Regions from separate parts of the Mus musculus genome. Here all the other regions are linked to region 3. Evidence: chromatin loops called from intact Hi-C (ENCODE). Cell type or tissue: heart. All regions are shown on one strand.

Region 1 (8,000 bases), 200 kb after region 3:
AGAGGACATTGCTAGTCCTAATACCAACGCTGAAGTTTATCATCATCTTTTTTTTTTTTTCCCTTCCATTTCTGGCTGTTGCTGTTATAATGTTACTGGAAGGGCTCCAAAGCCACACACAGAGTGTGCGTCATGCATCTATGACATTATCTTTCGTGGAGTCAGAAAAGAAACTTACTCCCTCTGAGAGGGAGAGGAGCGGTTGAGAAGCCCTATACAGCTAGGGACCAACAACCTAGGAGCAGAAGCAGGAAAAGGAGACTTGTCTAACATGTGACAGAACGACTGACTCATGGGTAAACACTGTGAAACTAAACTATGGTGACTTAAGGAGTACAACGACTACTTTGAAAAAGAGCAGAAATTCACCCATCTCTGAGCCCAGGGAACAACCGTTCCTGAAGCCGTCCCCAGCACTGACCACTACTGTGTGCTTAAGAAAGGGAGGGGGATGGGGAGAGGCCTTGTAAGGAGAGAGGAGTGGGAGGGGAGAGACTACATCGGGATGCAAAGGGAATAAATAAATAAATAAAGAAATAAGGGAAAAAGAAGCGCCCAGAGGAAATTGAGAATCCACGAGAAGATCCCAGAGTCAACTAACCTGGATCCTTGGAGGTTCCCAGACACTGAACCACCGACCAAAGAGCATACAAAGGCTAGAAGACCCACCTCTTCCCCCAACCTTCCACCCTCTCCCCTACCCCCACCCCGCCTCCCACACAGGTGTAGCAGATGTGCAACTTGGTCGTCGTGTGGGTCTCTAACAATTGGAGCAGGGGCTACCCCGACTCTGTTGCCTGCCTGTGGATCCTGTTCTCCTGCCTGTGGATCCTGTTCTCCTAACTGGGCTGCCTTGTTCTGGCCTCAGTGGGAGAGGATGTGCCTAGTGATGTGATATGCCTGGGTGGGTTGGTACTCAGGAGGGGAACCTCCCCCTTCTCAGTGGAGAAGGGGAGGGGGAGGGGGGGAAAGCTGGGGAGGGGGGGGAAGCTGGGGAGGGGGCACTGGGAAGAGGCATGGGGACGTTCCTTCGGGATGTAAAGTGAATAAAATGTAAATTAACGGTGGAAAAACAAAGTCAAACTAAAAACAAAAGCAAAACCAGAACACTCTTTTCTTTTTCTCCTTCCCAAATCCTTGTTCCCCAGCGCTCTAAGGTCTTGCTCCCGCTGCCCTGCTGTGCAAACGCCTCGATGCTTTGTTCTCTTTGGGTATTGCCTTCCTTGCCCTGCCTCTGCCTTTTCTCTTTAATTTTGCCCTCCTTGCATCCTCTAATTCCTCCTTTATGTTGTTTGGTGTGTTTTCCGTTTGTCCCCTTTCACTTTGAAGAACTTTTAGTGTCCTCCGTGGAAGTTTCTCTTTGCCCAGTTAGGCAGCCCAGAAGACTCCTGGGTTTCGTGCTTACTCAGCTAAAAGCTCTAGCTAGGCTTGCAGATGGACCCACCAGGAAGCTGCCTAGTGGGGATGATCTTGCAGCACATAGCTGTAGCCAGACATTGATCCCAAATGCTGTCCCACAAGAAGTAGTCTATATCTGAATTACCTAGCTTAATGCGCATAGGGCACAAACTAATCTACACCAGAACTGCCAATGTTCCTTCATTCTCAAGGAATTCAGTGACTCCAAGTGTGATGATTTGTATCTGCTCGGCCCAGGGACTGGCAGTATTAGGAGGTGTGTGGTCTTGTTGGAATAGGTGTGTCACTGTTGAGTCTGGGCTTCAAGACCCTTATCCTAGCTGCCTGGAAGCCAGTATTCTGTAGAACTCTCAGCCCCTCCTGCGCCATGCCTGCCTGGATGCTACCATGCTCCCACTTTGATGATACTGGACTGAATCTCTGAACCTGTAAACCAGCCCCAATTAAATGTTGTTAATTAAAACCCTAACTAATATTTACCAAGAGTCTCCTGTCATAATCTGAGTAAATTAGCAAGTGAATCAGCTTTCCAGTGTGGACATCCAGGACACTGTGCCTAGGGCAACTTTAAAAAAGCATAACCTTAGATTTGAATACCAGTTGCCTTAGCTAAATATCTTGATTTGGCTGCCACTTCCTCTAACAGTTCTGTTGCTGTTATTTTGAGGGCTATAAAAAGAATGTGTATTCTGATTTTTTTTCCCCCCAGAGCCTTAAGCTCTTTGGAGTAAATACATTGCATGTACCCATGACATCAATCAAAATGGCAGCCCAGCTTTCCTGAGAACTTTTTTCTTTTTTCTTTTCTTTTAACAGACAGACAAGTTCAGTTTCTTCAGGTTTCATAGTGAGCGATGAGGTGAATCTCTAAACCTTTTCCCTCTAAAACATCTACAAACTAATTTTCTTTTCTAATCTAAGAATGCTCATGGTAAACTCAAACAAGGAGACAAAGATAAATCAAGTACCCCAGAGGAAGAGAGAAGGAAAATAAGGCAACCTCCCCCTCCCCCAAGCCTTACTGCTCAGAGCAATGGAGCTCAAAAGGGCATGCTTTTACCTCTCAAGGGACGTTATCTAGAGATATCTAGAGATGTTTTGATTGTCACTTTTGGGGTAGCTTCAGGAGTTTGCAAATCTCTTGCTACTGGTACCTGGTGGAGTAGTCCAGATCCTGTAAACCATCCTACAATGTGTGGGCCCACCCACCACAAGGACTTGTCCAACTCATCATGATGTAAGTATCTCTACTGGGGACTTCTGCACAGCGAGAGAGATGCTTGGCACACATACACACATGTGCACACACAGTGCAACATACTGTTTTGCGCACAAATGGCCTCTATTCTCATTAATCTGAACTTAACCCTTTTTTTCTTAATGATATATCATGACTTTTTTTTTTCATGTTGACCCCTAGAATCTATGTAATTATTTTCAATTGCTGCATGATTTTCACTTGGCTTATTATTCTATAACACATCTATTAAACTCTCCAAATTATTTAAGTTTTTCTTGTTATAACCTGACCTCTATGGAAGGGGTTGCTGAGCGAGAAGTGACACAGTAGACAGGAGACTCTCTCTGTTCAGTGATTTTTTTTTTTTTTTTTTTTTTTTTTGCTTGATTTACTTTTGCTCAAATCCTGGCTTTGGGATGATATTCACAAGGCTGAATTAGTCTTTCTCTTACAAATCCTGTCCTCCGAGCAAGACTTGTGTCACCCGGGAGGCTGGGACAAGGGAAGAACTTTTTTTTTCCCATTCTGTAGACATTTCTAACGCCTGACTCACCAGCCAGCAAATCTTGTCAGCTGTGGAAATGTTAAGCTTAGGGGGGCTTGCCATGGCTGAACCACATCCAAACCTTCTTAAGAACCTGGATTAGTTAAAATATGCTGGAGATCCAGGCTGTCCCTTAGGTTAATAATGAAATAAGAACTTCAAAGCCGTCCTTCATTGTCTTAAGTTTTTCTTTTTTTCCTTTGGGTTCAGTCCAGAAGTTCAACCAGCTCACGTCTTTTACAGATTTCATAGGCCTGCTTTTAGATTGGAAAAGCTAGGAATGTTCTTATCACACAGCACAGCGGTGCTCAGCCTTCCTAATGCCACCCTTTAATATGGTTCCTCGTGTCCTGGTGACCCTTGACCATAAAACTATTTTTGTTGCTACTCTTCATAACTTTAATTTTGCTCCTGCTATGAATTGTAATGTAAATATCTGATATGCAGGATATCTGATGTGTAACTCCTGTGAAAGGGTCGTTCAGGGGTCATGATCCAAAAGTTGAGAACGGCTGATGTAGCAGCTGTAAGGCGTCCATCCGTTTCAAGGCACAAAGAGTTGCTGTCAACTGACTGGTGAGACTCACACAAGGTGTTTAAGCTAAGTGCTGTTTTCATGACCCTGCAGAGCATGCTATTGCAGGGAGAGAGCATGCCATCATTTCCACTTGCAAGAGCACAGTTGACCTCCCAGAATCATAGATTTCAATGCTAGACATCTAATGTTTGTGTGTGTTGTTGGGAGTGTGGGAGTGGCAGAGATCAAGCCAGAGGCAATGACCAAGTTCGAATGACACTCCCAGACACAGGACTTAGCTATTTTATCTTACTGCATGCAATTTAGTTTTCTTTCAAATTAGTCTCTTACTTTATTAGAACAGGTCAAAGTTCATAGCTTAAGTAATCTCTCTAATTCTGTCTCTTTCTCTCTCTCTCTGCCTCTCAGTCTGTCTCTGTTTTTCTCTGTTTCTTGCCCCGTCTCTCTGTCTCTCTGTTTGTCTCTCTTTCCCACGTTTGCTCTCACTAAGAACACCTCAATTGTTTCCCCCACTATGAGCCTCAGAATTTATTAACACACGAAATGAAAATGATATTCCTTAAAGGTCTTCAGGTCTTTCGGGGTCCCAGACCCTTTACCCTTTGCTGCATCTTCCCCGTGGGCAACAGAAGCAGCTGCCACACCATCAAGACTCTGCTTTTCCTATAGAGAGAAAAAAAATAAAACCTTTTAGGAAAAAAAAAACATAAAATCTTTCTTGTAAGCCTTCTTATCTAAGCAGGGTTCTTGTTAAGGTGTCTGCGGGGGCTCCTGTAAGTAGCTGCCGATTGGGACAAGCTGGCCCTGCACTGGCTGGCTCCCTGGAAAATGGTTTGGCTGTTGAGTCTATGCTAGCTCTCTCATGAATGTGAAACGGAAGGCCACACAAGAAGGGCAGGCAGGGTCCAAAAGTCAGTTACTGCTTCCTCTGCCAATGATTTACTAAGTGCCTTTGAGGAGGCCACTCACTTCTTCCATGTGATAAAGTTATTCCGATCCGAAAGGAGAAGTGAGCGGCAAAGTTTTCTTATCTTCTCAGAAGCCAGAAGCTATAAAACCAAGGCCATGGCCAAGTCAGCTTTAAACTATTCCTCCTGGAAGCCTTTGTAAGCAAGCCCAGGAAGGCTCAGCTGGAGCAAATGTGACTGACAGAAAGGGAGAGTGAGGGAGGGTAGGTTTAGAACGAACCCTGACAGGAAAAGAACAGAGCAAAGGATTCTGGGTAGGAAAACACAGACAAATGCCTGGAACTCCCTTTGCAGGGGTTGTTTCCTCAAAAACCAAATACCCAGTGGCAGAAGCCTAAGGCTATAAGGGATGCTCAAGAAGTTCAAAGAAAGAATCCGCTTCTTTAAAAATTAAACATCTAGAAGTCTCAGTCAGGGACATGTGCCTTTCCATCACATCCCTGGAAACCCCTCTCCTTCCACGGTCTTTCCTCTTGCTTAGTGTGTATTAATTGTGCTGGGGTCCAAAAATCCAAAACAATCCAAGCAGTCTCAATAGTCAAGCAAAGCAAGATCTGTGTTTGAATTACACAAACTGACCAGTCAGAGGCAACAGCACAGACCCAGGAACTGACCGTGTCTTTTGAACGTTCATCTTAGTAAGTAGCTAAGCAGATGACAAAAACTTACTGTACTCCGGATGCTACTGATCAATCAGGAACACAGAACGGATTTGGGAGCTGAGCTGCAACCCTGACTCAGAGTGGTGCAGAGTTTTCAAGCCCCAAATCCACAAACATCTGTGCCAAGTTATAAGTACATTTTCCCACCAATCAGAGTCTAAGGATGAGGACTTCCTTAGGAACACGTCTTTGTGGTTCCTGGTCCCATTGTTTGGGTTCTTCAGCTGTGGCAGAGTGACTTGCCTAGAATTCATGTTTCAACTTGACAGGAATTCTCGACATGTCAGATACCCATATACATGTCTCTTTCTGCCAAGCAGGATATCAGTTATGCAGAGAGGTCTTGGGAACTTAAACTTTATTTGGCCTCTATTTAAAATGGAGGTTTTATTCAAAATGACTCCTATTAAGTTCCATCTTAAACCGTTGTACAAAATAACAGGCTTCAGAGTGACATTTTCAAAGGTCCATGTAAATCTAATTGGATCTTATGTGCCCCCTCTGTCCTCGCTCCCTTCCACTTCTCCCTGACCTCCTTCTCCAGAGTTCTCTTTCTTTTCTTTTTCTTTTTCTTTTTCTTTCTAAATGAGTCTGGATTCTCAGTGCGAGAGAAAATGTACTGTTTGTCTTTCTGACTCTGGCTTCTCACATTTAACCTGATGGGCTCTACCCATTCACCCACAAGTGGCAACAGTTCAGTTTCCTTTGTGGTTGAGTAACACTTCCCTTTCTCCCTGCATTCACCCACTCCTAGACGGATGCCTTAACTTGGCTAACATAAAACACCATTTGCTGTCTTAAAAGCCTCTCCATACAGACCTGGGAGTAGTGTAGTTGGTTCACAGGATAAATCTATTTTGAATTATTTGGGAAATCTCCATACTGATTTACATAGTAGATGAAGTAGTCTGTGTTCCTACCAGCAGTGAAGAAGGGTCCCTTTTCATTCCTGCATCTTTGCAAGTTTGACTGTCTTTGCTTTCTTGATAACAATACCAAGTGGATAAGAAATTATAATAAGGTCTCTCTCTCTCTCTCTCTCTCTCTCTCTCTGTGTGTGTGACCACTGGGCACTTGACAATGTAGTTTTTCCTTCCCCTGAACTTCTCTTATGGATAAAGATGTTGAGGTTTTTAAATGTAGTGTGTGCATGTATGTGTTCATGGGGGCACATGTGTTGCAGCACATGTGCATAAATGTGTGTATAAATACTGGATGGCAGGGGTCAATCAGGGGTGTTATTCATTCAGATGTCATTTGCCCTGTTGTTTGAGAGAACTCTTTTGCTGGTCTGGAGCTTGCCTAGGAGGCTAGGCTGGGTGATCAGTGAGCCCTGGGGATCCACTTCTTTCAGGTCTTCATGCTGGAATGCAGGCACACAACACCATGCCTGGGGCTTTTACATTGGTTCAGGGTATTGGTCTGAGGTTCTCTTGCTTGTGCCACAAGAACATCTGGATCTGGCTATCTCGTTAGGCACTAATATCTCTCTGTCTCTGTGAATTTCCCATCATGTACCCCAATCCCACTCATCTCCCAACCTTTCATATCTGCCCTCTGCCCTTGCAACCCCCACCCCAGAAAAGAAAACAAAAAAATAACAAAAACATTTCACCATGGAAACTGTGGTGTGTCACAGTACATCACTGTGTATCACACAGTGTACCCTTTTGTTCAAACATATTTACTTGCAAACGTTTATGGTTTATGGGTTACCAGAACCAGTTCTACTCTGCTGCCCAGGTGAGGTGAAGAGGCCCTGATTTTTCATGCCTTTGTGGCCATTTGTACTCCCTTTTGAGAAGTGTCTCTTAGGTTAGCTCTTGCCCATTTGTTGATTAGATTATTTGTTTTTTTGGTGCCTATGTTTTTTTTTTTAAGTTATTCACATAATTACATTTTTTGATATTTACTACTCTTTCAGATGTGTGGTTGGCTGCTTTATATTTCAATTCTGTAGGCATTACCTTCAGTCTGTTAATTGTTTACTTTGGTATGTAGAAGCCAGTTAATTTGATACTATCTCAGCTGTTAGCTCCTTGTGTCATTTCTTGAATTAGTGTAGTGCTATTCAGAGAGCCACTGGCTATAGCTGTCTTTTCTAAAATGTTGTTTGGACATCTGCATGTATGTCTGTGTACTATGTTCATGAAGTGTTCTCAGAAGTCTCAAGAAGGCATAGACCACCTGGGTCTGGAGTCATAGGCAGTGTGAGCCACCCTCTGGGTACTGGGAATCAAACACAGGAACTCTGGAAGTGCAGCCATGTGCTCTTAACCGCTGAGCAATCTTTCCCATTCATGACTATCCTAAAAAAATGTTTCCTTATATTTTCCTCTAGTGGATCTTACATTGAAATCTCTGGTACATTTATTGGTCTGTTTTTACAGATGTGTTGTAGATGATTTTTCACACAAGGTCTTTGGGAAAACCATATTTTGTAGAGGCATTATTTTTTAAACAAAATCATTGTTATTTATTTTATAGTCCCTAGGAGCTTTGCGTCAGCCACGGTGATGGGGTGTGCCAAGTTGAATCTAAAGTCTTCCCTTGAGCCTCATCTTTGAGTGCCCGTTCCTCAGCTTGTGTTTTGGGAACCCATCCATCTATTGAGACATGCAGCCTTAGC
Region 2 (8,000 bases), 300 kb after region 3:
TTAGGAAAAAAATGTTGTCAGGGTGTTGGTATCTTTTTACAAGGAGAAAGTGGTGTAGTTTTTCTTTGTCTGGAGGAAAACTTTTTTTTGGTTGGTCTGTTTGGTTTTATTGTAATTACACTGTATACCATGCATGGCTATCTAATACACACAGAAATGGTAAGTAACTTAAAATGTTGATTTTAATGTTCAATAACCAACCCACTCTTTGAAAAAATGAGTCAGTAGGACATTTGTGAGCCACTGAGTGGCAATGACCAATCTTTGCAGGGACTGGCTATTCCTGTGTAAGTGTTCTTTCCTTATTCTCTGAACTCAACCTTCTTCAGGGCCTCCCCTACAGCTCTAGGAGGACAGACAGAGCCATTTGTTCTCAGGGACATGCTAAGCATACAACTATTCCAGGGGATGGGGTCCAGTTCAGGATGAGGGGTGGAATGGAGCTGGGACACGAAGTGTTTTGCAACGAAAATGGGACAGTATGGGTTTGGTTCTGTCCCAAGTATGAAGGACTGAAGCAGGAAAAGAGAAACTCCGGTCCTTCTTTATTGGAGACATCAGAGCATGAATGTTAGTATCTTTACACTGAGTATTCTCCATCTATAAGCAAGAGGCACACATCTTCTTGTCAGCTTAATTCTATTCAGCAATGGAGGAGGGTTGTTAGGTCTCTGTCCTGGGTAAAGACCTGAGCATCTGAGGATGAGCTGCTGTGCAGGGAAGGCAGGGCTCGAATCAGAATGAGAGCTGTTTGTTTTCTCCTTCAGCCTTAGAACGTGGGTAATTAAATGTCTTGCTTTTGTTGTTGTCTCCAACACAAGTGCCTGTTCTTTTCTCAGGCTTAGTTCATTTTGAAACATGATTCCATTTTAAGGGTGAATACTGAATCAATTACCTAGCTTCCAAGTATTCCAGGAGTGTCTGGTAACCGGGCAAACTGCTGAAGTGGTGTGGAATACAGCTTTAGTCAAAATAGCCAAGAAGAACGAAGAAAGAAATCAGCAGGAAAGCTGTATACCTGAATGGGCACTTCTTTTCCAGCATGCAGTATGGTTTTAATGCTGGGCTATTTTTTTTTTTTTTAATCTGAGATCACCCTAACCTCCAGCACGCTTAACTTCTGTATCACTTTATGTATTATTATGCATAATTAATCTATGATTATTTTGTGTGGCTAGCTTTATAAAGTAAAGAGGTTTACTTAACTCATAGCTCTAGATATTGAAAGTCACAGTGCCCTGCCTAAGTATAAAAGTATAATTGACCCCCCCCCAAGAATTGTCTTGCAGTAAGCAAATTTACATTTTTAGTTTACTGGGCAAGACATGGTTAAAATTAAATCCACACAAGTTCTAATTCACAACCAAATGGGGATTCTGCTGGCTGTGCCACTGCAAAATGTATTCCCAGAGGGAACTCTTCTGGAGCAAGAGGACATATTTCAGAGAGGAATCTAGGGAGTTGGGTGGAGCCTGACTCAGGCTTTACTCACTAACTTCAACCAAGAACTTCCTTAGTGTCTTTAAAGAGACCTTGAGCATCTCACTGCACCTCAGGTCTTAGAGCTTAATGCCGCTGGAGCACTACCTGGGGATCTTAGGGAGGACCTCCAACGTCCAAACACTTCTTTCAACATTTTCCTAATTGTCATTTCCTTTTCCATCACTATTCTGAAACCTATTATTTCTTTATTCCTTCCTCTACCCTTTCATTTAATGTCTTTTGAAAACTAATGCTTACCAGCACATGGTTTTAGCTTTCTGTTTCTTGTTTTGTTTTGTTTTTTCCCAGAGAGGCAGAGACTGACCATTACAAAACCAACAAGTGAATTTGGAGAACTGGATTCCTGAAACGCCAGTTCTGGAAAGGGATTCATATTTTGTGTTTAGAAAATTTTGCCTTCCAGATTTCTTTCTTTAATTTCTTTCTTTCTTTTAAAAAAATTATTGTATGAATGTTTTGTTTTCTTGTGTGTCTTTCTGCCATGTATATTCCTGATCTCTGTGTTGCTGTAGTTGATTAATCCGCTCTAATCTCCTGTCAGTGGAGGCTCGAGTTCCTTGCTATTGGTCCCAATGGTCTGGATTCTCGAATGAAAAACACACACATGCAGCCTTCTATTTAATATGCCTTAATCAGCTCAATGGCTGGGGTACTCCCAAACTTCCACGTTGCTAATGCCTCCCTTCCGATAATCCTGAGTTATTACTAAAAATCTATATTCCATCTTTGCTACCCTAGACCAGTGCGGGGCAGGGAGGGGTGCGGGCTGTGACTGCTCTTCCCCCACTTGTACATGATTAGCATGTCTCGCTTCCTGTCCCTCTCAAGCTGGACTCTTAGTCCTTTGTGGCATGGCAATTCTGCCTCTTCCTTGGTCCCCTTGCCTGCGAATCCTAAAGTCCTGCCTCTGTCTCCTGACCTCCTGCAACTGTATTCACCAATCAGAACCAACTGGGGGCAGGGACCCTCAGAGTTTTACATGTGGGATTCTCCTGCAATTTGGGAACCCAGATAACATAAATACAAGTCCATAATATCCCCGTGGAGGTTAGAAGAGGGCACCAGATAGTCTGGAACAAGAGTTAGTCGCCAGCTGTGAGTCACTGTGTAGGTGCTGAGAATTGAACCCAGGTCTTATGCAAGCGCAGGCAGTGTCATTTACGTCATCATGGTAGCACACTCGTGAACGAGATGCTTATCTGTAAGATTCCATATCCCCTTTGCCTGCATGTAACAGAACGAAAAGATGGCCCTCAGTGACCCAGATAGCAGTAACTTGATCTTAGACTTCCCAGCTTCTGGAACTATGAGTGAGAAATAAATATTTGCTTTTTGGGACCCACTCATCTCACAGTATTTTTGTCGTAGACGTCTAAATGGATTCAGACAAAGCAACCTCAGCAATGCGTTAGGTTTCCTAATCTGCATTACTGCCCTTCTAAAGGAAGCATAGAGATGGCTCGAGAAGACATCTTAGCGTTCAGTCATGTTGGCGGGCATCCGAGTTGTGCCTTCTACTGAGCTGGCTGGGCAGGGATAAGCAGCCGTATCAGCAGAGGGAGCTAAAACAGTGGGACTGTAAGGCAGAGGAGGAACATCAGGAAAGAAAAAAAGCCAGTTTGGGATTCTGCCGCTGCAGATTGAGCTTCAGGGCAATCACTGTCATAAGAGACCACCCCAGGAGCGCAACGCTCAAATGTGATTTTTGAACCAGGAGGACCTCCCAAGTGTTGGGGGGTTGATGTATCTATTTTATGTGCTTATCTCTGCTACCCTTTTCTGTGGTTGAGAGGACTTTGGGTCACACACTTTATCTTTCCTTGAATACATGTACTTGGTGGATGCCTGGGCCGTGAGGGAACGTGATAACGTGGTCGTTAGTCAGGGCTGGGAGAGCAAGGCTAAGGCAGATAGTCCGAATGTCTGCCTGAAAGTGGGCAGGTGGTGATCAAGTCAGCAGATATCGTTTGCTGAATGCCATCAGCCAGGATAAGTGCTAGGACGTGGCCATACAATGTCCCCTGGGGTAAATTTCACCCTGGACCTTCTACAGACTGATACAGATCCACTCGAGACTGGGGAAGTCATGAGCTCCAAAGGCTAGGGCTTCAGGATGCCATATATTACAAGACAAGCGCCCTGGCAACAAACAGCAGCGCTGTTTGTTTCAAGTGAAAAAAAAAAAAAAAGGTCTATTTCATCTTTAGTTAAGAGATCATGCTTCATACAGAAGGACGTAGTCTTGCAGAAGGGCACGAGGAAGCCATAGAATGATCAAAGAGTAAACCAGCATGACCCAAGGAGACAGGGCAGGGTCTCTGATAAAGGGAGACACAGAGATCTAGATGATAACGTACCCAAATGGGAGGACATTTGCTGCTGATAGAGCCCTGTTGAAGGTGGTGTTCCAAACCCCAAACCCCAAACCCCAAACCCCAAACCCCAAACCCCAAACCCCAAACCCCAAACCCCAAACCCCAAAGCAATTCTGAACTCCAAGGCTCCACTTGAAAGGAGTATCTCTAAGATTCCTCTCTTCACTCCACCTTCTAGAAGTCTCTAAATCCCTTTCTCCTATCATACAAGGAAGGGCCTTCTCTGAGACTCTCTACCCAGAAGGAATGCAAATTATCATCAAAGTACATTAACCAGGAAAGGTTAACTACTGGGGAGAAGAGGCTAGTAGATGCTGGAGCCTCTGATAGCTCTCCTGGATACGCACTTGCCGTTTGTTCTTCTGAAGGCTCCTCTGAGAGGTTGCCCTGACGACGGTCCACACATCCTTGTTCATAGTCATCTCCTCCTATAGCCTGCCATCACTATCCTCCAGAGACTCTCCAGGCCACCCGGACCCAAGCCTCTATTTTTTTTTCTCCGTAGCATGGGAAGTTATTTAAGCTTCAACTGTGTGCCGTATGGCCCTTCTGGGATTCTCTTCCCTTGTGTGTAATTCTTCCCTTGTGCATGGTGATATGTCCCTATGTCTCTTTCTGTCTGTTAGTCAGCACAGAGTTAGTCCGTTCCCGGAAATCTTCACAGGGCAATGGACCTGCACTAGAACGGCCCACCTTCCAAGGAGAGCATCTTGTGCGCACCAATGCACAGTGAGGGTTTGACTCTGAAGATCAGGAGAGTGATCTCTTTTCACTACTGCTCTTTTTAGTCTTTGTTTCTTCTCTCCAGTTACTTCAAACTAAGCCCATTATACTTCAGCCACGATCCCAAAGAAGGAACCGATCAAATGAAGAAGGCCCAGGATGAGTCTGAACAGGAACATGAATTCCTGAAATAAAGAAAAAGCACTGGGAAGAGAATCTTGACCAACAAGATACATAGAGAACCAGCCAGATGAATGGGCCCAAGGAATGAATGGAGTAACTAAGGATACAAACAGAAGGATGGAGATGTTAGCTTAGATGAATACCAAATTGGTGGTGGTGATAAGACCAATAGTAAGAAGTTGGTTTTAAAGGTGAAGACACAAAGAACTTGGAGTCTGAGACACCGAGGAATATGCAAGTTATCGCTTCTCGGCCTTTTGGCTAAGATGAAGTGTGAAATATGCAAGTTGTGGTTGTTGGGCTTTAGGCTCTGTCTTAGTTAGGGTTTTACTGCTGTGAACAGACACCATGACCAAGGCAAAGACACCATGACCACTCTTATAAAGAACAGCGTTTAATTGGGGCTGGCTGAGGTACAGTCCATTTTCCTCAAGGCGGGAGCATGGCAGTATCCAGGCAGGCATGGCACAGGAGGAGCTGAAAGATCTACATCTTCATCTGAAGGCTGCTAGTGGAAGACTAGCTTCCAGGCAGCTAAGGTGAGGGTCTTGTAACCCACACCCACAGTGACACACCTACTCCAACATGGCCACACCTAATCTCGCCACTCCCTGGGCTGAGCATATACAAACTATCACAGGCATCATGGGAAGTTCAGGGTTTTCCCAGAAGGATGGTGGTTAAAACAGCGGGGTATGGAAGATTGCGTCCTGGGAGTAAGTGTCACAAAGGAAGTAGCACAAAGATTCAAAATAGAACTAGGAAGTGCAACAATAAGTAAGATAGAAGCAGAAAATTAAACAGGAATAGAGGAAATGAATGGTTAAGAGGTAGAGGAAACACCAGCAGAACACTGGTCAGAGCATATAAAATAGCATGCGTACATACGTTATCTATCTATCTATCTATCTATCTAATATAGAGCATTTATATTTATAAATACATAATAGTATATTAGAAAAGGGTCAAATAATGCCATATAGTCAATGAGTGTAAGCTTTGGATTTACATGTTTCAGGGGCAACAGTAGAAGCCAGTCCATGCTGAGACGTAAGGACCAGATTGACAGGCTGGGCAAAGACCGCATTTGAGAGGCAGTGGGCAAAGGCCACCTGTGCGATGAGACCAGGCCCTCTGGTGTGGCATTGACAAAAGGCTGTTAAGGGCGTTTGAAGCAGTACACAGCTTTTCAGGCCTGGAGATTTCTTTAAAACAAAACATAATAAAAACAAAACCTGTACACCTTCTTTACTGTGAATTTTAATGACCTAAGTACATTTAAGAACTGCATTTTTTCAGCCTTATGAAACCTCCCACTTGGCTAATGAGAGAATACAATTACTGTCTAACCAAAGTAATTGAATGGCTAAGTAAGGTCATTTATAGAATGCACAGAGTCATGAATGCAAATAAGTAATTGCATGTAATGTTTCTCTGCCTTCCCAGCTGAAGTCACTGGTGCCAACACCTGCAGACCAAACTAGTAGATAGGCCACACCTAGTGAGGCGCTGGTGGAGTCATTGACGCTGGGCTAAGGGTTCAATGGTGTATGTTATGTGTGAGCCTTGGGTCTGACATGCCCCCTGACGAAAATCCTCCTTTTTTTTTTTTTGGTGACAGTTCTCTTCCTTGGAGTTTGTCCTTAGTATATTTTGTTATTGCCCTCTTCCTTCCTCCTTCCCTCCCTCCCTTCCTCCCTCCCTCCCTCTGTAGACATTAAGATTCTTGCTGTCCGTGTAGATATGGTACCTCTCACGTGATCTGATAAAAGTTCCATTGACCCTCATGCTGCCTAAGCCAGACCTGAATGAACCCCAAGCTGCCCCTCGCCCTGGTGCCTGAGTTTCAGACCTCAGCAGGGCCAGATTTCCACAGTCTCCCCGCAGCAGCTGCCTCGTCTCTCCACTTGGCTGTGTTCCAAGAGCACAGCCTGCTGGCCCTCATTCATCAAAGTTCATGATGCATAATCACCAATAAAGAGCTACTTTCACTGAAAAACACATTCAGTTTGATTCTGGGCTTTTTTTTGTTGTTGTTGTTCAGAGACAAAATTGAAGTTAAATGGAAGGAGTGATGTTTCCCGTTCAACCTCAAGCCACTGAAGAAGCTTTCTTTGGGGGGAAAAATGTATTTTGCTATTGATGGGAGCCAGCAAGGGAAGGGATCCGAGCAGTTTCCAGCCGAGATAAGGGAAGACCAGGATGCATGATCTGGCTGTGAAGGCCTTGCTTAGGGATTAACAGTCCAGACAGTGCTTCGGTTCCTCACTATGGGGAACGAAACCTCAGCTATTACTGTTGCTTATTTACAGTTTGTCAACAAATACCTGCCTGTTGTTTCCTAAACATGTCTGGATGTTTTCCAAAATGAAGTTGGTATTCTTTCTATCATAGCAAACCACAATATTTCCTGCATGAAGAAAATTATATATGTATTTTTGTTTTAGCAAGTTACTCTTATATTGGAGAGTAGAAGTATTGTGGAGGATACTAAGGGTATCAAGACCTAAAATGCAGTTCTGCTGATATACTGATTTTATACCAAACATCATCTTACCTTCTAGTCTACCCTTCACCCTTAAAAGTATCTAAATTGGATTGCCACTTATCTTGTCCTTGGGAACAGTTTTCATTTTAATACTTAAGTAATATACATTGAATATTGGGCATCATCACTTCCAGTTTAGAAATGTTCTTAACATGTTCAATAAATGAATGGATATTTATAAATGTCTCTTTGCATTAAGTCAGCCTTTACACAAGTGCTGTTACACCTGTGTTGGAAGATGCTGAGAATCTTCCTTCACTTTGATGAAATAGGTGATTTCTCGCCAGAGAAGATCAATAGAATAGAGCTGAACATTTTGTCGATATATTGAGACTCTTTTATTCACAGTCTACAAACAGACAGAGTCACTCTTCAGCAGCCAGGCGTTTAACCACTAAATATAGCTCACAGAATGTGAAGTCACCAAAAAGACATCACAAGCATGGGAAAACTGAGAGCCCCGTGATTTGCTTTCTGCGATAAGACTATTTCAAAGTACTTCGGGGACTGGAATGAGACATCAGACTCCCGGGCGGTCTCTAGAGGCCCTTATTTTGGGAACACTTACAGAAGATAAAAACATGTTTGTACACTAAAGACTCAGAAAAGGGAATACGTGCTCTGCTGGCTGCATCTGTGGTAGCAAAGGAAGCAGGCACTCACTGTGT
Region 3 (8,000 bases):
GTCTGTTCGGTGCAAGCACTCTTTCATGTATACTTTTAAAAAAACAAATAAATAAGCCAAGCTGTAGAAGGGCCAGAAGACGTGACCTCTTGGTTGACAGCTGTCACAGGTCCTTTCCTGGTGCTTGTAAGCAGTTACACCTAGGGGGACCAGCCAGCCTGTTATCATGGCATCCCAGCTGCTTCAATACAAAGGTGGCCTGAGGCAGCTGCACTCTGGCCACTAGGCTTTCGAAACCGTGGTTTTGGTAAAGGCACAAACTTCTTCAGCAGGTTTGTCCCAGTTAAGACAGCTCCAGGCAACTCAGAAGACCTCAGAAGCAAGCAAGGGAAGACTTAGTGGCCTCCAGGTCACTTCTACAGCTGCCCCAGGCCCAGGCTCCGCCTTTTAACAGCTGTGCTTGATTAGGCACAAACCCAGGAAGGCGCCTCTCCTAGTGACTCAACAGAAAGCTTGCAAATTCCCAACCTGAGGGCTCTGACTGGTCCCTAACTCAAGGCATTTGACGTGCTGAACTGGAAACTGTGCAGTGACCTGTGGAATTACATAGGAACTCAAGAAATGCCACGATCCTTTTCCAAATGTATCATCAGGCTGTGCTTTCATGGGCTCTAGTAAAGGGTTGTCATATCACAGGTCAAAAAGAAAAAGCTGAGCTGGCCACAGGGAAAAGCAGCACCTTTTGTTTTGTTTTGTTTTGTTTTTTGGTGGTAGAGTTAGCGGCTGCTTTCAGTTTTGTTTGGGGAGACTGGATATCCCTAGCTGCCCCAGATCTTGGGTTCCTTTTGCCTAGGCCTCCAGAATCCTGGCTTTACAGGTGTGACCCACCACCCCCTGCTTCCTTTTTAGCACAATAATTGGGTGCTTCCTTTGGTGCCAGGCTAAGCATTCTAGGAATCAGAAACATTAAGGAAAATCAAAATAAGATAAGCCCTAGGGGCAGTCAGTAAAGTGGTTGAGCAACCTTTAGACAAAGAGCTACCAGAACTAAGAGGCAAACGTTATTGTGAGCCTTGGGTATGAATGCTAACTTCCTATACAAAATGTATATGGAAATATTTACAAAGCAATTTGTCAAAAGAGAAAGGAGGAACTGGTCAGGGAAGAGACTGAGACGGGGCAAGGAAGGTGTTTCCTTTCCTATACTAGAATTCTCAAGGAAGGGATCTTCAGTTCTTAACAAATCTTTTACTTGAAACTTTATAGCCTTAAAAATACGTTAAAACTCAAAGCAAAAGATATAGGAGAACAATTTACTGGGTGGAAATTTTAGATGGAAAAGAATCCAATACAGTATTTCTTTCTCTTTCCTTCCTTCCTTCTTTCTTAAGATTTATTTATTTGTTATTTATATGAGTATACAGTAGCTGTCTTCAGACACACCAGAAGAGAGCATCAGATCCCACTATAGATGCTTGTGAGCCATCAGGTGGTTGCTGGGAATTGAACTCAGGTCCTCTGGAGCCATCTCTCCAGCCCCCAATACAGATTTCTAAAGCCTGAACTATGCAGCCATTGACAAACATAAATAAGACTTATAGATATATATGTGTATATATATATATATATATATATTTTATATTTATATTTTATATAAGTATGCTGTCTTCATGCACACTAGGAAAGATGTCAGATCACATTATACATAGATAGTTGTGAGTCACTACGTGGTTGCTGGGAATTGAATTCACAACTTCTTAACCTCTAAGCCATCTCTCCAGTCCCACATTTTCGTTTTCATTTTAAACCACCACAGTGGCAAGTGGGAGACAACTTCTTCTAATAAGTTAAAGCAACTGGAAATGGAATGAATTTTATTCTAAATTAGAGTCCCACTACACAAACCATATTTCCTAGAAGTGGAGAGTGTTTAAAATTCCCGCCCAGGCAGGGGTGGTACACGCCTTTAATCCCAGGGAGTCCCTTGACTCCCTCATATACCATGTTCTACACTGTGCATTTCTCATTTACCATGTTATACAGTGTGACTCCCTCATATACCATGTTCTACAGTGTGCATTTCTGCCACCTGAGTAGAAATGTATGCCCTCAGGGGTTCACCTAAAAAAAAAAAAAACAAAAACAAAACAAACAAACAAACAAAAACACCGAAACAGGCAGGGCACAGTGACATCAGTGAGATTAATCAAGACAGTAGCTCCAAAACTAACAGGACAATGTATCCTCTCTAGTCAGAAAACACTCACTCTCCCTGCATTCTCAAACCTATCTTTTTCATCTTAGCTATCTCTCTGTTCCTCTTACACACTGATACCATTTTTTTTAACCTCAAAAATAATGTCAACTATCAGAATAAAATAGCAGTAGTTAAAGACAGTGTTCTAGCTGCTAAACAAGTCTCTTCACGTCTCCATAACATAACAACATTAAAATACACATCGTCAGTTGTACTGCCTCAGGAACTCAGAAGCTACAGTCATAGGGGAAATAAATCATTATGTTTTAAGATGACATATTAAAAATACTCTACCGGCAGTGGTGGCGCATGCCTTTAATCCCAGCACTTGGGAGGCAGAGACAGGCAGATTTCTGAGTTCGAGGCCAGCCTGGTCTACAGAGTTAGTTCCAGGACAGCCAAGGCTACACAGAGAAACCCTGTCTCGAAAAACCAAAAAAGTACTCTGAGGCATCAATATAGGAGACAATAAGAAATACCATGTGTACCATGTGACTGCATGAGCATCTTCTCCATGAACACTTTAGCCTGTATATTTGAAACAGCTCTAATGAAATAAAAAATGGCCTCGGACCAAAGACATCTGTAGCAGCTGGGAAGATCACAGAGGAGGGGGGTGGGTGTGTGTGGGTGTGGGTAAGGTGGAGAGACAGGCAAGCAACGGATGCTAAAGGGGGCCTGGGGAAAGCAGAACCATTCCAACTGGCTGAGTTTTTAAACCCTTTACCAGTGAACTGGAAAGCAAGCAGGGAGTGAGTAGCATTCCCACAGCCAGCGCTGTGCTTGGCTCTGTCATGGATACAATAACTGGGTACAGAAAGGTCCTGGCCCTTGAGGACTGGAGCCAGGAAGAGAACCAAGCAACAGGGCAAGATCAGAACCAACAATGAAAAAGTCAGAGTCTTGCTTAGCTCAGACCATCAGGGGGCAGGACAACACGTCTCCCTTTTCCCATGCTGGAGACTTGGAGGGCGTCATAGGCGGAGGCAAAGGTTCAGCTCTCCCCATCAACTCTCCTATAGCTGTCATTGTGCATCTACTCTTAGAGCTTCTGTCGGAGGCTCTCAGAGCCTTGGCAGCGTGCGCTGTCTTCCTATAGGTAGTGTTCTGAGACCGGTTCTAACTGCAGTTGGCTGGGAGATCTTTGGCAGCTGTGGCCATCTGAGCAGCTATTGTTTGTCACTGCAGTACTGGTGCCGGCAGGATTAGGCTTGGAGCCAAAAATGGAATTCTATTCATAGCCTGTCAGGGCTGGAAAGGAGCTCGGAATTCACTTAACTCGAACTTTCAGAGGTCCGCAGAAAACACTAATAAAATTAATCAGACGGTCACTCTGAAGCCACACAAGGAGGGGCTGAGGTCAGTATCGCCCGCTTTTCTTCTGCTTTTACATCTGTTCTGCGAGCTGTTTCCTGGTGGAAATTAGTGGTTTCAGAACACAAGATCAGAAGGCAAATCAATTTTGCTGTGAATTAATTGTTTTTAGTATTCTATATAAGTTATGTAGGAGGGAAGGAGGCCTGGAGGGAGGGAAAGCACTCAATCAACTGTAAGGTTAATATCTAAGGTTAACATCGGCAAACTTCAACGAAAGCATCTTAAGTGCAAAATCTTACATGTACTTTAGTCACTGACGTTCAGTGACCTAGAATCGCAGAATTCTCCTTGATCCAACTGACCCTAAGGATCCCACGAAAACAGATTTGATGGGGGGAAAAATGCACCAGATAAGGCAGGAGATAAAACCTGACTTTTAAGACTTTAGAGGTAATACATTTCACCATAAAATAAAAACTAGTAATGAGAAATAGATTTTAAAAAAGTCTATAGCCCTTAAAATACACGAAGGTGACTTTCTGTTGTTGTTGTTAATGAATCCCTGCCATTGTGGCGTGAGTGGCCTTTCAGTTCCTTCCTTTCTAGAGCTATCAAATGTTACACCGGAAACCCTCGGAAGTTGTTTGCGGCTGTAACTACTTCCTATTGAACTGTGTTAGGTCTCCTTTCCAGCCACAATAAAATGCCATTTTCTTATTGCCTCATTACTCAGTAATACAAGACTCACTTACTAAAGGAGCATGCAGCTAGAATGCGATTAGGTGCCCAGTATATCTACTACCCACTGCAGTATTCTGCAGTGATTAAAGAACGCTCGGTTTGTCGATTACTAAATGTAAATATTCTATTTCCACTAAATCTGTTTGTAATCTTCTACTGAACAGTCACACCATCCCTTATATACCCGACACAGATAGCTCTTTATGAAATACTCTATTCTACATGTAAGCAAGGAAATCAGAGGCCCTTGTATATTGGTGTTCTCCTAAAAGCACAACAAATGTATAATGTAGTCCTTTTGAGTATGAACAACTCAGTCCCAGACAAGGTTACGAAAAAAAACAGGGGAGGGAGGAACCTTCCAAGAACCAAGAGCCAACCAGGGGAGCTGGCACTGCAGCTCTGGCTGTTTGTAATAAGATATACCAGCAGTACAAGGGCGAAAATATCAAATTTAGGCATCTTTTATCTTCCAGTGAGAAATGATTTATTTCTTAAAGGGGAAAAGAACTAATTAGTATTGCTACCCACTTCTAAACATCTACCAGGAACTTGTTAAATCTCAAAAAACATGCTTAATAACGCATATTCTAAGTGTTGTAATTTAAGCGCCTGGAAAGGCAACACTCAGTCTGTCTATATGCACTCTTGTTTACAGAATGGGAAAAGTTGGGTCTTTTATTTCAGAGTTTAATAATTTAAATAGCTGCTGCCCCATTTCAAGAAAAAAGAAAAAAAAATCAATACGTGAAGTATTTCCATTGTTACGTATAACACATCAGTGTCAGGGAACTGTTGCTCAACTTGTATGGACTTTAAATTGTGAATGGCTAGACACATTTTATAATACTGAAAGCTATACAAACTTGAAAGTTCCTTTTATCATTGAACTACAAACACTGAGCTAAATGACTGTGACAGACACTGGACAGACTGCCTACCTAAAAACTTCCCTGGCCTTTTATACAAAATGGTCAGTAATTCCTCCAGTACACGGTTAATGGTAGCAAGCTTAAGGAGCTAGGATCATTTAAGAGCATTGTGGTTTTTAATGTGAAAAGGGCCACAGAAACAGTATCAGACTAAAAGCAACTATGCTCTGACACAGCATTCTTTCGGATACAGAATAACCACCGCAAAACCACACTCACACATCCAAGACGCAGTACCCAGAAGCAGCAGGGAGGAAATCCATGCCTGTGGTTTGGACCCTGGGTGGTCCTGACCTCTCTGAAGTCATGTAATTATTTGTAAAGTGAGGAAAATGCAAGTCTCCCTTTGGAGACTCTGTTTGGAGTCTCTCTGCCCTTAGCACAAGGCCCCTCCCCCAGGAAGATTTAAAGGATTTAAGTGGATCAAAGTTGATTGCAAAATGCAAAGCACAAATCAGAGGAAGAAGAGTGTGGCCTGAACTCCCAAAAATGGGCAAAAATGAGGCTAAGAGACTGTAGAAGGGCTAGGAAGTCTAAGTTCACAACAGAAAGTTAAGAGTCAAGAAAGAAAAGCCAGGGGTTGCTGCTCTCTCTTGACTGCCCCCTGAAGTTCGGCTCTCAAAGACAACCAAAGTGCATCAGAAAGAACACCAGCAGCATTGGAAGAGCCTAAAGTGTTCTAAACCATTGATCCAGAGACGAACAGACTGGGTAGGACCTCAACCCAACCGGAGCAACTTTGGCTGGGGATATAGCTCAGCGGTAAGAGTGTTTGCCTAGTGTATGTGGGTCTTTGGGTTCAATCCCCATTACTGTCCCAAAGTGGGGAGGAGCAAGCCACCCTCAAATTCCAAACCCATTTTTAAATATCTCAAGGGGACAGAAATATATGATTCAGCCAATGAAGAGACTGACTTACAGTGTGCCTACTGATACAACTAACCCCACAAACCAAAGCCAGGATGCCCGCTTATGCCCATTACCCATTCCTAGTCTATTTAGCATGGCTACAAAATATAATTCTTCATATATTTCTTTCCAGAGAGGAAGAAGGACAGCAGTGAATGAAAATTAGTCAAACAGTAACCTATTTACTAGAGGAGATAAGAGCCGATAGATGAAAGGGCCAGAGGTAGGCGGGTGGATACACATCTATAGTCAAAGAATCATTTGCTGAGCCTGTCAATCACTACCCTAAAGGGATTTTTCTAAACCATTTTGCCTGGCTTACCTAGGAGAGAAAAGAAATAGAAGCAGTTGCCTCTGTGCTTGGAAATACAGGCTGCATTATTATGCAGTGTGGAGAGCCCAAAAGATGAATCTTTTACTATGTCCCACTGCTTGCTCCCTAAGTACTGGAACAAAGTCAAGGGGCAGAAAGCATGGCCAAGATAAGGTGAAATAAAGGAGCCTGGGGGTGGGCGGCTTAGATAGCATCTAGCAGCTCAGAGCAAGCACACTGGGAAGATTCCAGCTAAGGGACAGGGCAAGGGTGGGTCAGACTAACAAAAGAGTTATGAGCATCAATCAGCTCAGGGTTCGCTAGTGTACTGGCTAATTTTATGTCAATTTCACACAAGCCACAGTCATTAGAGGAGAGACAGCCTCAATCAAGAAGATACCTCTGTAAGATCGGGCTGTAGGAAATCCTGTAGGGCATTTTCTTAATTTGTGATTGATTGTGGGAAGAGCCTAGACCAATGTGGACGGAGCCAGCCCTGTCCTGGGTTCTATAAGCAACCAGGCTGAGCAAGCCATAGTGAGTAAACAGTTACCCTCCATGGGCTCTGCATCAGCTCCTGCCCTCACTGTGTTTGATGAAGAACTGTTACCTAGAACTGTTGAGTGAAATAAACCCTTGCCTTCCCAAGTTGCTTTTCGGTCCTGGTGCTTCACTGCAGCAATGGAAACCCAAACTGAGAGAGTCAGTTTGCCTGTGAAAGGCAACTGCTCTGCCATTCTCCATCCCCAGCCCCCAGAGAGGCTCCAGAGGCCAGAGCACCAATGCAGAAAAAGAAAACACTCACTTAAGACACCAGGGACGGGAATGAAGGACTACATAAAAGTGAAAGCACTCACTGGGAATCTTTCTGTGCCCTTTGAATCCTGCATTATGTGACTCAATTACTTAATGAAGTCAGGAATATAATCGAGAAGGGATGTGCCTGTGTGCAGACATCCCAAGGCCCAGTGTTGTTAGGCACAGAATGCAAGTAATTAATGGTCATTATGAAGAGCACAGTCTAGGCAGAACTTAAGGACAGATACTCTGGGTGTCCTCAATGTTATAGTTTAGAGAGACATAAAGTGAACTCTAATGTCTTTTTTTTTTTAACTAGCTCCAGAAACCCATGATACTAAATAAGTTTATATGTAAAATTAATCAGGAAATTCAATTTTTATTATTTAAACACACACACACACATCTTTGTTGGAATTATCTAGTACTCCTTTAATGAAGCCTTTTGGGGGAGGAGTATACACAGAATTATTGCAAAGCTGAAACTGAATAAACATTTTTAGGATTCAAAAAAAAAAAAAAAACCTGAGCTTCTACATCTACACAAGGGGCCAGATTACACTTAACAATACCAAAGGTAAGAAAAATGGACAAAGTAACAGTTTGCAGGCAAAAATAAAAGGGGTGGGGAGTGGGGTGAGGGGGGAGTGACTCTTAATGAGCTATCTTGAAGGTTTTCAGAATATTCATCCCTACATGAGAACCAGGAGATACGCACTAATGACCTCCTGAAGACTAAATAGTAAAGGCAGCATTATTTCCTACAACCAAACACAGTAACAGTTACATAACT

Evidence for each region. Hi-C counts contacts between places; a loop is a spot of excess contacts. Peaks named below come from ENCODE experiments on the same cell type or tissue, not always from the same donor. Only the 100,000 strongest peaks of a DNase experiment are listed, where the experiment ranks them.
Region 1: a loop joins it to region 3, with 2.0 times the contacts of the local background. A loop is called at or near these places in 2 of 42 quality-filtered maps.
Region 2: a loop joins it to region 3, with 2.2 times the contacts of the local background. A loop is called at or near these places in 3 of 42 quality-filtered maps.

What each region holds. Positions count from the first base shown.
Region 1 is chr8:44,797,787-44,805,786 of GRCm38, reverse strand. No RefSeq gene overlaps it. Among named protein-coding and RNA genes, the nearest start is that of Gm30397, 36 kb to the right of the region's middle. In heart, no CTCF peak of the experiment used is centred here; a DNase peak (open chromatin) is centred at 4,646; H3K27ac peaks cover 561 bases.
Region 2 is chr8:44,694,952-44,702,951 of GRCm38, reverse strand. No RefSeq gene overlaps it. Among named protein-coding and RNA genes, the nearest start is that of Gm30397, 67 kb to the left of the region's middle. In heart, CTCF peaks have their summits at 3,054 (motif pointing right) and 7,921; DNase peaks (open chromatin) are centred at 6,671 and 7,861; H3K4me3 peaks cover 200 bases; H3K27ac peaks cover 1,899 bases.
Region 3 is chr8:44,994,173-45,002,172 of GRCm38, reverse strand. All of the region lies in intron 2 of Fat1 (FAT atypical cadherin 1), which reads right to left. Among named protein-coding and RNA genes, the nearest start is that of Fat1, 48 kb to the right of the region's middle. In heart, a CTCF peak has its summit at 3,131 (motif pointing right); DNase peaks (open chromatin) are centred at 392 and 3,342; H3K4me3 peaks cover 1,231 bases; H3K27ac peaks cover 5,948 bases.